2 separate regions of the Homo sapiens genome follow, and region 2 is linked to region 1. Evidence: chromatin loops called from intact Hi-C (ENCODE). Cell type or tissue: heart left ventricle. All regions are shown on one strand.

Evidence for each region. Hi-C counts contacts between places; a loop is a spot of excess contacts. Peaks named below come from ENCODE experiments on the same cell type or tissue, not always from the same donor. Only the 100,000 strongest peaks of a DNase experiment are listed, where the experiment ranks them.
Region 2: a loop joins it to region 1, with 2.4 times the contacts of the local background. A loop is called at or near these places in 3 of 110 quality-filtered maps.

The regions. Positions count from the first base shown.
Region 1 is chr13:76,451,635-76,459,634 of GRCh38, forward strand. No RefSeq gene overlaps it. Among named protein-coding and RNA genes, the nearest start is that of KCTD12, 430 kb to the right of the region's middle. In heart left ventricle, no CTCF peak of the experiment used is centred here; no DNase peak of the experiment used is centred here.
Region 2 is chr13:76,206,023-76,214,022 of GRCh38, forward strand. No RefSeq gene overlaps it. Among named protein-coding and RNA genes, the nearest start is that of LINC00561, 270 kb to the left of the region's middle. In heart left ventricle, no CTCF peak of the experiment used is centred here; a DNase peak (open chromatin) is centred at 4,459.

The sequences.
Region 1 (8,000 bases):
TAGAAAAGCAAGAACAAAGCAAACTCAAAATTAGTATAAGAAAATAAATTTAAAAAATCAGCCAGAAATAAATAAAATTGAGACTATAGAAAAATACAAAAGATCAACAAGACAAAAAGTTGGATTTTTTTGAAAAGATAAACAAAATTGACAAACCTTTAGACAGACTAAGAAAAAAAGAGAGGCTCAAATAAATAAGAAAAAAAGAGAGGCTCAAATAAATAAAATCAGAGATGAAAAAGGAAACATTACTACAGAAACTCAAAGGATCATTAGAGACTATTATCAGCAATTATATTCCAATTAATTGGAAAGCCTAGACAAAAGGAAAAAATTCCTAGAGGCATAAAACCTACTAAGATTTTACCATGATGAAATAAAGAACCCAAACATGTGACTAACCAGTAACAAGATGAAAGCAATAATAAAAAGTCTCTCATCAAAGAAAAACTGAAGACTTGATGGCTTCGCTGCTGAATTCTACCCGACATTTAGAGAAGAAATAGTAACAATTCTACTCAAACTATTCTAAAACGCTGAGGAAGAGGAAATACTTCCAAACTCATTCTATGAGGCCAGGCTTGCCCTGATGCCAAAATCAGACAAAAACAAAACAACAACAACAACAACAAAACTACAGGCCCATATCACTGATAAACATAGATATAAAAATTCTCAACAAAATACTGGGAAATTGAATTCCAAAACACATCTGTTGTGCTGCAGAAGAATTTATCATGATCAAGTGGGATTTATCCTAGGCATGCAAGGATGGTTCAACATACATGAATCAATAAATGTGATACATCACATTAACAGAATCAAAGATAAAAATTATATGATCACTTCAATAGATGCCAAAAAAGCATTCAATAAAATTCAATATTCCTTCATGATAAAAACTCTCAAAAAACTGGTTATAGGAGGAACATATCTCAAATAATAAAGCCCATATACAATAAACCCACAGCTATCATTATACTCAATGGGGGAAAAATTAAAAGTCTTCCCTCTAAGATCTGGAAAAAGATAAGAATACCTACTTTGCCACTTTTATTCAGCATAGTACTAGAAGTCCTAGTCAGAGAAATTAGGCAAGAAAATCAATAAAGGGCATCCAAAGGGAAAGTAAGAACTCAAATTTTCTTTGTTTGCATACAACATAATCTTATGCTTAGAAAAACCTAAAGACTCTGCCAGAAAACTGTTAGAACTAATAAAGAAATTCAGTAAAATTGCAGGATACAAAAATTAGCATACAAAAATCAGTAGCATGTTGTATGCCAACAGCAAACAATCTACAAAAGAAATCAAGAAAGCAATCCATTAACAAGAGCTATAAAAATAAAACATCTAGAAATAAACTTAACCAAAGACATGGAAGATCTCTACAATAAAAACTGTAAAACACTGATAAAAGAAATTGAAGAGTACTCAAAAAGGGAAAGACATTTCATGTTTATGTTTTGGAGGAATTAATGTTTTGAAAATGATCTTACTAAGCAAAGCATTCTATAGATAAAATGCAAACCTTTTCAAAATACCAATGGCACTGTTCACAGAAATAGAAAAAACAATCCTAAAATTTGTATGAATATACAAAATACCCAGAATAATGAAAGCTATTTTTAGCAAAAACAAGAGCATCATACTACTACACTACAAAATATACTACAAAGCTATAGTAACCAAAACAGCATGGTGCTGGCACAAAAGCAGAAATATAGACCAATGGAACAGAATAGGGAACTCAGAAATAAATCCACATATTTACAGCCAACTCATTTTCAATAAAGGCATCAATAATCTATATGAGGAAAAAGTCTCTTCAATAAATTGTTCTGGGAAAACTGTATATCTACATGCATAAGAATGAAACTAGACTACTATCTCTCACCACGTAGAAAAATAAAACCAAAATTGATGAAAGACTTAAACCTAACAACTGAAATTATGAAACTATTAGAAGAAAAAAATTAGAGCAATGCTTCAGAACATTGGTCTGGGCAAAGATTTTTTTGAGTTAGACCCCAAAAGCATAGGCAACCAAAGCAAAAATTGACAAATGGGATTACATCAAGGTAAAAAGTTTCTGCACAGCAAAAAATACAATCAACAAAGTGAAGAGACAATTCACATAATGGGAGAAAATATTTGCAAACTATTCAACAAGGGATTAATAACCAGAACACATAAGAAACTCAAACAACTCAATAGCAAAAAAAAGAAAAAAGAAAAAGAAAAAAAATCTCATTTAAAAAAGGCAAAAGATCTTAATAGACTTTTCTCAAAAGAATACATACAAATGGCCAACAGGTATATTCTTTAAATGATCAATATCACTAATTATCAGGGAAATGCAAATCAACTTACAATGTGCTATCATCTTACTCAGCTAAAATAGCTATTATCAAAAAGACAGAAAATTCCCTACGCTAGTGAAGATGTGGAGAAAAGGAAATACTCATGGACTGTTGATGAGAATTTAAATTAGCATAGGCACTAAGGAAGAGAGAATGGAGGTTCTTCAAAAAGCTAAAAATAGAATTACCATATGATCCAAAAATCCCACTGTGCTGTACGTACAGCCAAAAAAAAAAAAAAAGGGAAATCAGTATATCAAAGAGATATCTGCACTCTCATGTTTATTGCAGCACTATTCACAATAGCCAAAATATGGAATCCACCTAAGTCTTCATCAACAAATTAATAAGGAAAATGTAGTATATTTACACAATGGAATATTATTCAGCCCTAAAGAAAAATGAAATCCTGTCATTTGCAGCAACATGAATGGAACTGGTGGACATTACATTAACTGAAATAAGTCAAGCACAGAAAGATAAATATTTCATGTTTTCCACTCATATGTGGGAGATTAAAAAATTGATCTTATGGAGGTAGTGAACAGAATGATGGTTACCAGAGGCTGGGAAGGTTTGTGGCGGCAAGGATTGAAGACAGGTTGGTTAGTGGGTACAAAAGCCAGTTAGATAGAATGAATAAAACTCTAGTGTTCAGTAGCACAATAGTTAACAATAATTTTTTGTAGACTATAGTTAATAATAATTTTTTGTATATTTCCAAATAGCTAGGAAGAGAAGAGTTATGATGTTCCCAACACAAAGAAATAATAAATGTTTATGGTGAATGATATCCCAATTACTCAGATTTGATTATTATATATCATACACTTGTATCAAAATATCACATGTACACTATAAATATGTATAACTATTATGGGCCCACAAAAATTAAAAATAAAGAAGAAATACCATGGGCAGGTATTAGTCATTTTATGGCGTATTTTCTCACTGAAGACAGAAACTGTGAGATACATGTATGTTGTTAGAGAAGCTTGCAGAAAACTGCTTTTCAGTATAATTCTTCTTATCCCAGACACAATCCCTAAGACTTTGTTCTCAACTGGACTTGATTAAAGCTGTGCTTCTACAGTTTCTTTGTTTAGCTTGCACTAACCACACAGGCACACTTAATGCTAACTGCTTTCAAGCAGTGTCTGCACAAAAACACTCTTCTATACACAGTCTCAATTGTGACCCTCTGAAAGAAGAAACTCAGCCTGAGAGACCAAGGTTTGTTTTCATAAGACCAAAGTCAGTCAGTGATCACTTTTGAATTGCTGTGGTGTCTGCTTTAATTTAGAGTAAAGTTGTATATTTTTTAAGGCCCATATGTTTTGAGTATGTAAGTGCTAAACATTGTAAATGAGGTTTATAAAGTAGGATTGAAATACATGCCTAGTTAGAAAAAAAAAAATCACATGGCCAGAAAAGCAACAGAGATGAAAGAATTCTGGAAGCATCGAGATCACATTTTATTGAGAGAAATATCACTCCTCCAACACAACCTAAAAATCATTTCTGAAAGATTTTTGTCAGGGCTGCTTAGGCTACAGAAAGAAAACCTGGAGTGGCTTAAGGATCATCTTCAAGTGTATGAAGGATTTCTATGGAATTGAAACTTACTATATTTTCCCTTTCCATGGTGAACTGAATGCAATAAAATAGCATTGAATTAAGTCAGAGGCAATTTAGGTTGGAGGTAATGGAGATCTTCCTGGCTTTCAGAATTGTAACAGAGCAGGATTCCTCCAAGGGAAGGCCGGGACCTCTTTGTTCCTCATGGTCAGTAAAGAAGAAAAGAGGAGGAGGATGGGGAGGGAGAGAGGGAAGAGAAGCAGGAGAGGGAGGGAAGAGGAGGAGGAGGAGAAGGGAAGGAAGAAAGAAAAAGACTGCTTTTCTCAGTTCCCTGAGCTGAAATGGTTGTAACTGCTCTACAAGTACTAGGCGCTAGTTCTATTCCATTGATCATCATTCCTACACATTGTCTCTGATTGTCTTTAACGAGGGAGAACCAGCTTTAGCCTGGACCACAAGATTTCTAAACTACTGCCAAGAAGAGGCTGAAAACAAATTGAAGGAGCTTGGAGCAATATATCCAGGGCTGCTAATGTCACATGTGATGTAACTTAATCCTAAATCACTCAGAATCCAGGAAGTGTGGTGAAGCAGTCAGACAACTGTTTAACTTTGGGACCACAATGCTGGATCATGTCCTCCTGTGGAGTGCAAGTAATACCAGGACAGGAAATGAGACTGTGGGGGAAGGAAACACAGCCCTCCTTTTTTCTGGGACCAGAGTCTGCATTGTGATATGAAGGCATGGAAGTAATAGGCTACTTCTGGTGTTAAGATCTGAGGAAACAGCTTCACCAAAGAAAGGAGTGGCCCAGGAAACCCTGTCCAAGCCTGTTATAAGCTTTCCTTTCTGTTGTAATGCACACTCCAATGGAAGTTAAACCTGGGCATATGGACAAACATGAATTGGGCTACAAATATCTTGACATGACTCGAGAAAGAGACTAAAGAAAGAAAAGTAGTAAACACTCAAGAACAAAGAGGGTAGGAGCGGACATAGTGATGGGTACTAGCAATCCATATTTGAAACTGAAAAGCAGATAGGGGAATGGTAAGCAACCTACGAGAGTGGAGAAAGTGGAAAACTAGCATCTGAATACAAAAAGTACCATAAAAGAAACAAGCTGATTCACCTCCCAGAACCCAGGAAAGGCTAAGGGCTGCAGCCAGAAATTGTGATGCCAAGGAGAGTAAGAAATGAGAGACCGAAGACAGCTAAAACATATGAGGCTGACACTTTAGACATAGAGCTATCAGAGGAACTAGTCCCTCTTTCACCCTGTTGAACCATGGTGACTACTCCTTCTATACCCCTGCAAGAAGTGAGAGGTTTATACCCTGCAGAAATCATACCAGAACGGTCTTGGCTCAGAAACAGGCACAGAGGGTAAGTGGTGAGGTGCAGCACTCATGCCTAAGAGTGAGACCTCTTCACCCATCCTGACTGGCTATGCTCCGCCCATCAAGGCAGAAGATTGAAGAATCTTCTCTAAAGAAAAAGAAAATGATAGATTTGGGGATACCTCAATATTATAGCTGGTCTAGCAGACACAATGCTTTACTGCCTTACTTTGGAGGCAGTCAGAAATCATTCTAGGCCGGGCACGGTGGCTCACACCTGTAATCCCAGCACTTTGGGAGGCCGAGGCGGGCAGATCACGAGGTCAGGAGATCGAGACCATTCTGGCTAACACAGTGAAAACCCGTCTCTACTAAAAATACAAAAAATTAGCCGGGCGTGGTGGCGGGCACCTGTAGTCCCAGCTACTCAAGAGGCTGAGGCAGGAGAATGGCGTGAACCCGGGAGAAGGAGCTTGCAGTGAGCCGAGATCGCGCCACTGCTGTCCAGCCTGGGTGAAAGAGGGAGACCGTGGCACAAAAAAAAAAAAAAGAAAAAGAAAAGAAAAGAAATCATTCTAACTCCTGGGCAGGCACAGTGGCTCTTACATGTAATCCCAGTATTTTGGGAGGCCGAGGTGGGTGGATCACCTGAGGTCAAGAGTTCAAGACCTGCCTGGCCAACCTGGTGAAACTCCATCTCTACTAAAAATACAAAAATTAAGCAGGTGTGGTGGCATGCACCTGTAGCCCCAGCTACTTAGTAGGCTGAGACAAGAATTGCTTGAACCTGGGAGGTGGAGGTTGCAGTGAGCCGAGATCGCGCCATTGCACTCTAGCCTGGAAAACATAGTAAGACTCCATCCCCACCCCCCACCAAAAAAAAAAAGAAAAAAAGAAATCATTCTAACTCCAAAAAGAAGACCAAAACTCAGAAAAAGACACCACCATTCATACACAGTAACTCAAAATAAGAGAGAAAATGCACGGGGCAGAAAAACTTAAAAACTAAAATTATTATCCTTAGAAAAATAATGAAAAATATTGAATTCATGAAATAAAACCATGGTACCATTTACAAAAATAGTTAAACAGTATGGGAAAAATAAATATAATAGATGAAAGTTTAAAAATTTTTCAAAAGTGAGAAGATAAAGAACCTACAATATAGGATAAAAAGATAAAGAGATCAACAATAGGAGGGAACAGACTAATTTATCCTGAATGTTGTCTGAATTTGCTACCACATACTGGTAACATTTTCAGTACCCCACTTTTGTATATCCTTGGACTTTCAGAATCCTAGATCATGTCAAAGAAAACAGATAGACTGGCAGTATCTTGAGACCATTGAGTCACATGTGAAACAGGCTGTTCAAAAAGCCACCTTTTGATTTAACATGGGTCTCAAGCATTACACTGCCCTCTCCAATAGGAAGCCCCCTCTAATCAAAATGCAGTCATCACTAGATTGCATTTTCTGGAGAATTGGGCTACATCAGCTTATCGCTGAAACCACTGGTCTTTGCCATCCATCCCATCCTAATGAACTCTTGGAACCTTAGGATTTTCATTGGCCTCCCTTAGAGAGTCGGATACAGAGACATTCTAGCACTTAGGCATCTCCATGACCATGTTAGAAGCAGAATTATATAGATACTATATTTCAACCAGGAAAGGGTGAAAAATACTCCAAGACAAGGAAAGTAGAAGTTACTTACTAGTGGTTCTGTTTCAGAGGTAAGGAAAATGTAGGTGGTACGCTGTAACACTTCTTATTTATTAACCAGTTGGTCATTTCCTATTTCTAAGTGTCAAGCCCAGAAGAATAATGCATCCCTAACACAGTTCAGATCTCCTCTCTGAGGAACAGGCATATTCGTATAGCTCCCACTCAGCATCTTTCTGAAGACAGCTAGACATACACACTTTCATGGTTTATTCCTTTGACTTCTATGCTATATTAACCATTCTGCTTTTAAATTATTTATTATTACTAAAGATTAAATACATTCAAGCTGGTCTTAATTAAGGAAATATAATTCATAGGAGGTAACTTTATTTCCCTCACTTCTAAATTGTTGGAGAAGCCACCTACATATATAAGTGTAGTCCTATTTAGCATAATATTATGCTAAGTTGTTCTCTGGTTTAAAGTACTATGATATCTTTAGAGGTTTCATTAAATATATCTTTTCATCACTCTTAAAAGATTCCAAAATAAAAAATAGCATGATACAATGCCTTTTAAATAAAAGAATGTATAAGGTTTTAATACTTATGGAATTTTTACTAATGAGAAGGGGAAAGACATCCAGGAATGTTTGTATGTCAGAAAGGTAGTGAAAGTATTTTCTTTTCTATTTCTTTTTTTTTTTTTTAAGTTTCTTTTTTTTTTATTATACTTTAAGTTTTAGGGTACATGTGCACATTGTGCAGGTTAGTTATTAAATTGTAAAATTGAGGCTGTATTGACTTTTCCATGGCATGAAACTTGCAAAAGCTAGGGCTTTATTTTAATCAATTGATCATAGCCCCCACAGTTAAATAAAATATTTAAAATATCAAGAATCATAATATAAATAAAATGGACAGTTTTGCAATCCCAACATACATTTCTTAAAAAATACAAACCTAATCTTTTGCTAAGTGGACTTTTCCATATACTTTCTTTTGAGAAAAACTTGAAAATTTTTCATAACTTGTTTTTTTCCCTAGTTC
Region 2 (8,000 bases), 250 kb before region 1:
AGGGTTTCCTGCTTGTGTATCCTCCTTCTACCCAATTTAACTGTGCAATACACTGAAAATGTCTCTCTTGCTGTCTCTTACCAAAGAGAAGCCTGACTTTAAGAAACCAGCCTAATCAGACAGCTGTATATGTTAATCAAGAATAATATTGTTCTCTAGAATACAATTTTTAGTAAAACTGTATTGTAGAGATAGCTTAGTTGAAGTCTCCACATAAAAACGTTTTGTTTTTCATCAAAATTCAGTAAAAAGGGAATCTGAATTGAGTGTCTTGTGACTTTGCAGATGAAAATCTGCAGACTCCAAGAAATTTACTCTTGAAAAATCAGTTCAATTGTAAGGAAAATGCTTACATATTGAGAATCTACTCAGAAACTGAGCAAAATTTAGGGTCAAATAATTCTCTTGAGTAAAGAAAACAGTGATTAAAAAAAAGGAGTGAAATATTGCTCAATTTCTATTTGTTAATGAAAATGAGTTCATTTGTTTTTTTCAGATGCTTAAAAACATTGCCTTCCAGTTTAAAATAGAAATATTTTTCATTGAGTATAATGCTTAAAGAAATATTATACTTATCAAGTATAAATGCCACTGACTCTCTGAATTGTTTCTACATGTGCGTGTGTTGACTAATATTAACATTTTAATGTATGGTATTAATCTTTCATTAAGGATGTTATCTTAATACATTAACAATAAAAGTTAATGCTTTTTATTGGAAAGGCAATTACCCATGGTTTAGATGGTAAAGCCATGATAAATTTTCAGGCCATGTTTTCTTATTTACTTTAAGAATAAATTTAGCATAATTAGTATCCTAACTTGAACTTGAACTAGTGTGGTTGTCTGGAGACTTGCTGGAGAATTCACAGGATTTTTCCAGATATTTTAAGGTTGACTACAAATTAAAACCATATTTGTTTATGTAACTTAAAAGTACCTCTTAACAGGAATTACAAGAGGACAGTTTTAGTAAACTTGAAATATGTGAGAGTTTAAGATACAAATATGAAACCTGAGAAATATGGGGCTTACAAACTTGGAACAAGCTGTTTTTAGCATCTTAACCTCTAACAGTATCTGTATACCTTCATTAAAATGTCATACATCAATGTTTATACATTCGTACACACAACTGAAACTAAGTCTATCAGATTTTAATTTCCAATTGGAAACATATTACAGCATATGAAATTTCTTTTCTCTATTAAATAAGAAATGCAGCAAAAAATGGATTCCTATGATACTTCATCATCTGCTCATGCTGACATTTCAGAGTTCTTTTGTGAAGATTCTTTAAAAAATTTTTTTTTATTATACTTTAAGTTTTGGGTTACGTGCGCAGAACGTGCAGTTTTGTTACATAGGTATACACATGCCATGGTGGTTTGCTGCACCCATCAACCTGTCACCTACATTAGGTATTTCTCCTAATGTTATCCCTCCCCCAGCCGCCCCCTACCCCCCACAGGCCCTGGTGTGTGATGTTCCCCTCCTGTGTCCATGTGTTCTCACTGTTCAACTCCCACTTATGAGTGAGAACATGTGGTGTTTGGTTTTCTGATCTTGTGATAGTTTGCTGAGAATGATGGTTTCCAGCTTCATCCATGTCCCTGCAAAGGACGTGAACTCATCCTTTTCTATGGCTGCATAGTATTCTATGGTGTATATTTGCCACATTTTCTTAATCCAGTCTATCATTGATGGACACTTCTCAAAAGAAGACATTTATGCAGCCAAGAGACATGTGAAAAAATGTCCATCATCATTGGTCATTAGAGAAATGCAAATCAAAACCACAATGAGATACCATCTAATGCCAGTTAGAATGGTGATCATTAAAAAGTCAGGAAATGACAGATGCTGGAGAGGTTGTGGAAAAATAGGAACGCTTTTATGCTGTTGGTGGGAATGTAAATTACTTCAACCATTGTGGAAGACAGTGTGGCGATTCCTCAAGTATCTAGAACTAGAAGATTCTTAAGGTAGCATACACTAAAGTGCTGTCCTCTGCTGTAGATGGTGACATCATTGTTTGCTAAAGTGATATGATCTGATAAAATTCATCACAGCATTGATAGACCACCATACAGAAATCTACCCCATCTCTAAGTGGAACAAGCCATGGCTACAATGATGGGAAAAGGCCAGCCTTATCACTTGCCTACCATCGGCTGATAATTGAGCTTTTTTGCTTTACCTCTCTTTCTTTATCTTTTTTGCTTTTGGTTAATTAACGTTTTGTAAAGAAAAATTCAGAAAAAAAAGAAAGATGGTGAGATTCTTTCAAATTATTTATCCACTTATTATTTGGTTATTCCTAAGTACTTAAAACAAGTTTCTTTTCACTTACTTTTTAAAAAGTTTCCTTATCCTCTCAAACTTAACCTTAGCCTTTAGTTTTGTATCATCTACCAAAAAGCAAAGTGTTAATTTTTATTCTCTTTTGATAGTTCTCCTACCCCTGATCATTTTTGTTAGTTTTTTCTCTTCTTTTGCATACCATTCAAATGTTCATGTCATTCAGCATTCTTCCTTTAGTTCTCCCCCCCTCCACCCAGTTCTCCATATTTTCACATATTGACTTCATTCATCCTCATAACTACAACAGCTATCTCTATGCTACGGATATCCAAATATATTTCACTGTCATAACTATCTCTTCTGAATTCCAGTCCTTTTTATCTAACTGCCTATGAGACACCTCCATACTGGATATCCCATAGTTGTCTCATCAGAACAAATGTTAAGATGAAAAACTTTTCCTCTGTACTTGCTCTCTGTGTATTGCCATTGCCCTTTAAAAGAGAATAAAGCTTCCTCCAGCCTGAGCACCACCATCCCTGTGATTAAGGAAGGGACCCACTGAACCTGGAGTGCTCTTGTCAGTTGCTCTTCTCTCCCAACACTGACATTCTCCTTTACACTAATGATTCCTCTAATACATTGGCTTCCATGTCTTTGACAGTTTCCTCCAAAGATCTTGTCCTCCGTTCTGAGACATCCACTCCCATGATTTAGTCTAGACCTTACCAATCTATAGTGAATACATCTTACGCTTCTAACTTTCTTCAGTGCCCCAACTTTAAGGATTTCTCAAATTCTCCAGGATCTTTCCATAAACTATTGCTCCTGCCCCACTTTTCATTGCCTCCCCACCCTCCTCAAATGTTCACTTCCCAGCTTACTCAGTTTAAGTTCCATGGGCAGTCGTAACAATCATTTTCATATATACTCTCAACTACTTCTTCCTTTCCCTGCATAGTGTATTGGCAAACACAAACCCACACAAAAATATATGGCCTTTACTCTTCACATGAACCTTAGCAGGTGATCATGGTGAGATCACATAGCTAATTTGCAGAGAGAGGTTTTTTTTTTTTTTTTTTGAGATGGAGTCTCGCTTCCATCGTGCAGGCTGGAGTGCAGTGGTGCAATCTCAGCTCACTGCAACCTCCACTTCCAGGGTTCAAGAGATTCTTCTTCCTCAGCCTCCTGAGTAGCTGGGATTATAGGCGTGCACCACGACGCCTGGCTAATTTTTTTGTATTTTAGTAGAGACAAGGTTTTGCCATGTTGGTCAGGCTGGTCTCAAACTCTTGACCACAAGTGATCTGCCCACCTTGGCTTCCCAAAGTGCTGGGATTACAGGTGTGAGCCATTGCTCCCGGCCTGTGTGGACAGATTTTTAAACTCATGATGTCTAACCTCAAATACGCCTCCAGTGTTGCCTAAAAATTCCTCTCCATTTCCCCATGGAAGCCATACTGCCACTCTTATAGATGAATAGTAGTACTTACCTTTTCTCTTTTCTTTAAACTTCACTACATTCTCCTCATTCTTGTTTTCAGCTGATAACTGCTTCTTATTTAACAGAGAAAACACACATGACCAGACAAAAATCTCTACTTTTTATTTCAAACAAATATAGAAAGTTACTTGCATTTGTAAGCAAATACTGAATATTTTTGGTTCTATTCCCACTTCACCCCTCACCCAACTTCCTCACCGAATTCCTATTCCTACTTCTGGATATTGTGAGGTCTCAATCCTAGTATCTCACTGCCTTGGTGATGTCAGCTGTGTCATAAGTTTAAATATTGTCTACATGCCAACCAATCACAAATATTTATTTCCTGTCCAACCTCTCTCCTGGATTCTAGATTTCAAGTGTCCATCAGCTTAATTAACATCTCTGCTTAGATATTCTGGAGATTGTTAAGGTTGTTCATAAATACTCTCCTACCTTTGGTACATGGTACAATTGCATTTCTCAGAACCCTCATACCCATGTTGTTAGCCAGGAAAGTATTTTATGTTATGTACGTGAGAAACCTTAAAGAGCCACAGTGTAATGGCCACATTCCTGTTCCTGTCTTTGCTGTCTATTGGGGAAGCATGTGTCTACAGACAGCCTGCATCAGATTGGCTCTCTGAGTGACTGAAGTGGGTATGGCCTGCTGCCAACCCTGGAGGATTTGAAGCAAGAGTGAGTAATAAATTGTCTTACTAAGCCAATGGTACTTTGGGATTGTTGGTTCTTCATCATAGTTTATCTCAACTGGTAATATTTCTATTATGCATATAAAATTTAATTTATTCTGAACAACCTTTTGCTTTTCCTTTCCAAATCTGATCTGCCTATAATTTTCTCCATACCAGGAAATGGATTCACCAATATTTCAATGTCTGTGGTCAAAACTATCATTACTTTTTCTTATAACTCACATCTACTCCATCAACAGATCTTTTTGGCTCCACTTTGAAAAGGTAGTCAGATTTAAATTACCTACACTGCAGGCTAGTAAGTATACAACTAGTACACTTGTCCAAGCCTGAGTTTTGCAATGGTCTCCTAACTTGCCTTCCTGTTTCTCCATTTAAACTATTATAGTCAATTTTCCACATAGCATCAAGAGGGATTTTTAAAAATACATCAGATTAGGCCACACCTTGCCCCAAACCACTCAGGGTCCACCATTCATAAAGTAATATTTCAAGTCCTTACGTAGCTTACAAGATCTGTATCATCTGACCCACTTATAATGATCTGTTCTCATTTTTACTTATCACTACTCTTTTTCACCACTCACTGCTTCAGCTACTCATTTCTCACTTAAACCCTACTTACTATATCCAGGACATTGTACTTGCCATTTCACTTGTTGACATTTACACATCAATTACCATTAATGTAAGTTAAATCTATATCATTCTGAATCTTGTCATAATAGAGTTAACTTTCTGGATAAATCTGATTACTAAGAGAAACATAGCATTCTATATTATTCAGAGATGTGTGTTGTAATCATTCTGTCTTCTGTTGAATTGTAGTCTTGAGAATATAAGTAATTATGAAAAACTACATTTGTTAGAATGTTTCTTTTTGAAAGAAGTGTTTGTTCAGTTAAAGTTGTAAACCCATGGTTGTGGAGTTAAAATATGTGCACATATTCTTAGCTACGCCTCCTTTCAACAGGTGGAACTTGATTATTTCCCTTTGAGTGTGGGCTGTGCTTACTGACTTATATTTAATGAATAAAATGTGGCAGAAATGGCAGTGTAGTTCTGAAGACTGGATCATAAAAGGCACTATGGTTGGGGCTTTTCTCTCTCTGTCTGTCTGTGTGTCTCTCATTTCTTCTCTCTTTGATCATGTGCTATCAGGGAAGTTAGATACCATGTCATGAGGACCTTTCTTACCATCAAAGATCCACATGGTAAGAAACTGGGGCCTTTGGTCAACATCCAGCAAAGAATTGAGGTTTCCAGCCACAGTGAGTGAGCATTCTTGGGACAGAGAATGAGCATTCTAGGGAAGCAGATTCTCCAGCCCCAGTCAAGCCTTCAGATGACTGCAGTCTTGGCCACCATCTTGACTCTATATTAATGTGAAACTCTACACCAGAAATACTCATCTAATTCCTGGATCCCTGACTCTCAGAAACTGTATGAGACAATAAGTATTTATTATTTTAATCTGCTACATTTTGAAGTAATTCCTGATGCAAAAAAATAAATAATACACAATATCATTTTTGTCATAGAGGTTTGATTATGATTAAATATAACCAGTGTAAAAATTTACCTCTTTACTACCATCTTACTGATCTCATAAAAAGTCAAACAGTAAAAAGATTATATAGATTACCTTACATTTGAGAATATGTATAAAGCATTCTTCTTTGCAAAATTACTTTATCAATAAAATAGACAATTAACAAATTAATTATAAAATGCCTTACAGAGTCTCTTCTATAGGGGTGAAAATATGAGGGAAAGACAGGAAGTGAAAATTAACATTATGCTTGCTGGGTAGGGTAGGTGTCAGCCTCTCTAGAGTAAAAGGCAAAAAAATGAAGAAAAAGCCAAATCATTTGCCTTTAAGCAATTAGTTACTAAGAATTTCTTTGAAAAATACTACTTATAAGTTTATTTCATAGTTCACCTTAGATTACCTGTAATTTCAATTGAATTCAAATCGAGATTTACTGTTTGCCAGGAACTGAGTTAAAGATTCAAAGATAAGCAAGACTTGGACCATTTCCTGGAAGAGTCTAGTAGGGGAATGAGAGCATCAGAAGATAATCAATAAATGTATTCTATACTATATATATATGGCCAACTGGAGGCACCTTTATGATATATGCAGGCTAATTCTGGGCCATTGCAATAGGCCATGCAACTAACAGGATAGAAAGCATATCTAAAAAGCAACTTGCAAGTCGATTCAATGTTCTCCTGTTAACTCATAGGAAGTGATTCTTGTGGTTTCAAGGATATCATGAGGTTGCCCCTTGTGCCTTAAATATCAGTAATAATTTTCCCTTTCAACTCTTGGCGTTCCATTCTTCATCCACAAAAACAGCTGAAGATGTGGTAGCAGAGAACAACAAATCATCCTGTTGGCTCCTGCCATCACCTGATGACAGAAGAAGAGCTGTCAGATCGTGTTTATAAGCACTACTGATTCCTGCTGGTCATGCTGTTGTAGGACCACCTGAGTCCCCCCAAGGGAAAAAGGTTTTGAGGCCATCTCCTAGCAACAACAAATGGAATAACTTAATACCAAGCATTTACTTTCTTTGCCTAAAATTCAGCTTCATTATATCAGAAGAGAAAGATGAGGGAGAAGGAGCAATGAAACAAAAAAAGTGGATGGAGAAGGAAAAGACAGTAAAAAGGAGGAGTGGAAAGAAGGTTGCAGATGCTTGAGCTCAGTATATAGGACAATTGGGGAAACATTTGAAAGCTATTTCCTTAGGTAAATAACTCAACCTCAACCAGAGCAATTGATGAAACCCTTGCCTTTCCTGAGACAATTTTGTTCCCAGCATAGTTCTTGGCGGGGGGGGTTCAGAAATTGTCCCTGAGGCAGGTGTCAACTATGTCAGCTGCTTTCTTCATAGCTGTGAGCTGATAGTTTCACATCCTTCCTGTTTCCACCACATAACTCTTTTCCAACCTACAGTTTTCTTTCCCTTTTGAAACTGCTAATGAAGCAGAGAGAGGGAAGCTGATGCTCACTACTTCCCCGTGCAGGGCCCGTTTTAGGTACTGTGGTCTCTGTCACTGTGACCTGGGCAAAAGATATGAGGCTGTACCATATAGGACAGAGGATTCTATAGGAGCTTTGTGGCAGGCCCATTCTTATACGGTACCTGCACACACTCTGCTGCATGGAGGCCAAGATATGCATTGATGTGTAATTCCTTTGTGCCATTGTTCTGGTGTGGTGGTCAGATTTGTCTGCTACAGCCTAGCCTAGCTGTTCTCAAACTGGAACATGTATGAGAATTACCTTCAGGGTTTGTTAGTACACAGACAGGTGGGTCCTGATCTCAGAGTTTCTGATTCAGTAGATTTGGGGCAGACTCAGGAATTTGCATTTCTAACCAGTGCCTATGCGATGTTGATACTGTTTGTTTAGGCCATTAATATAGAATCTCTCTCCTTAATAATCACTGGCCTAAGCCATAGTGATGAGCTTGCCATTCTCT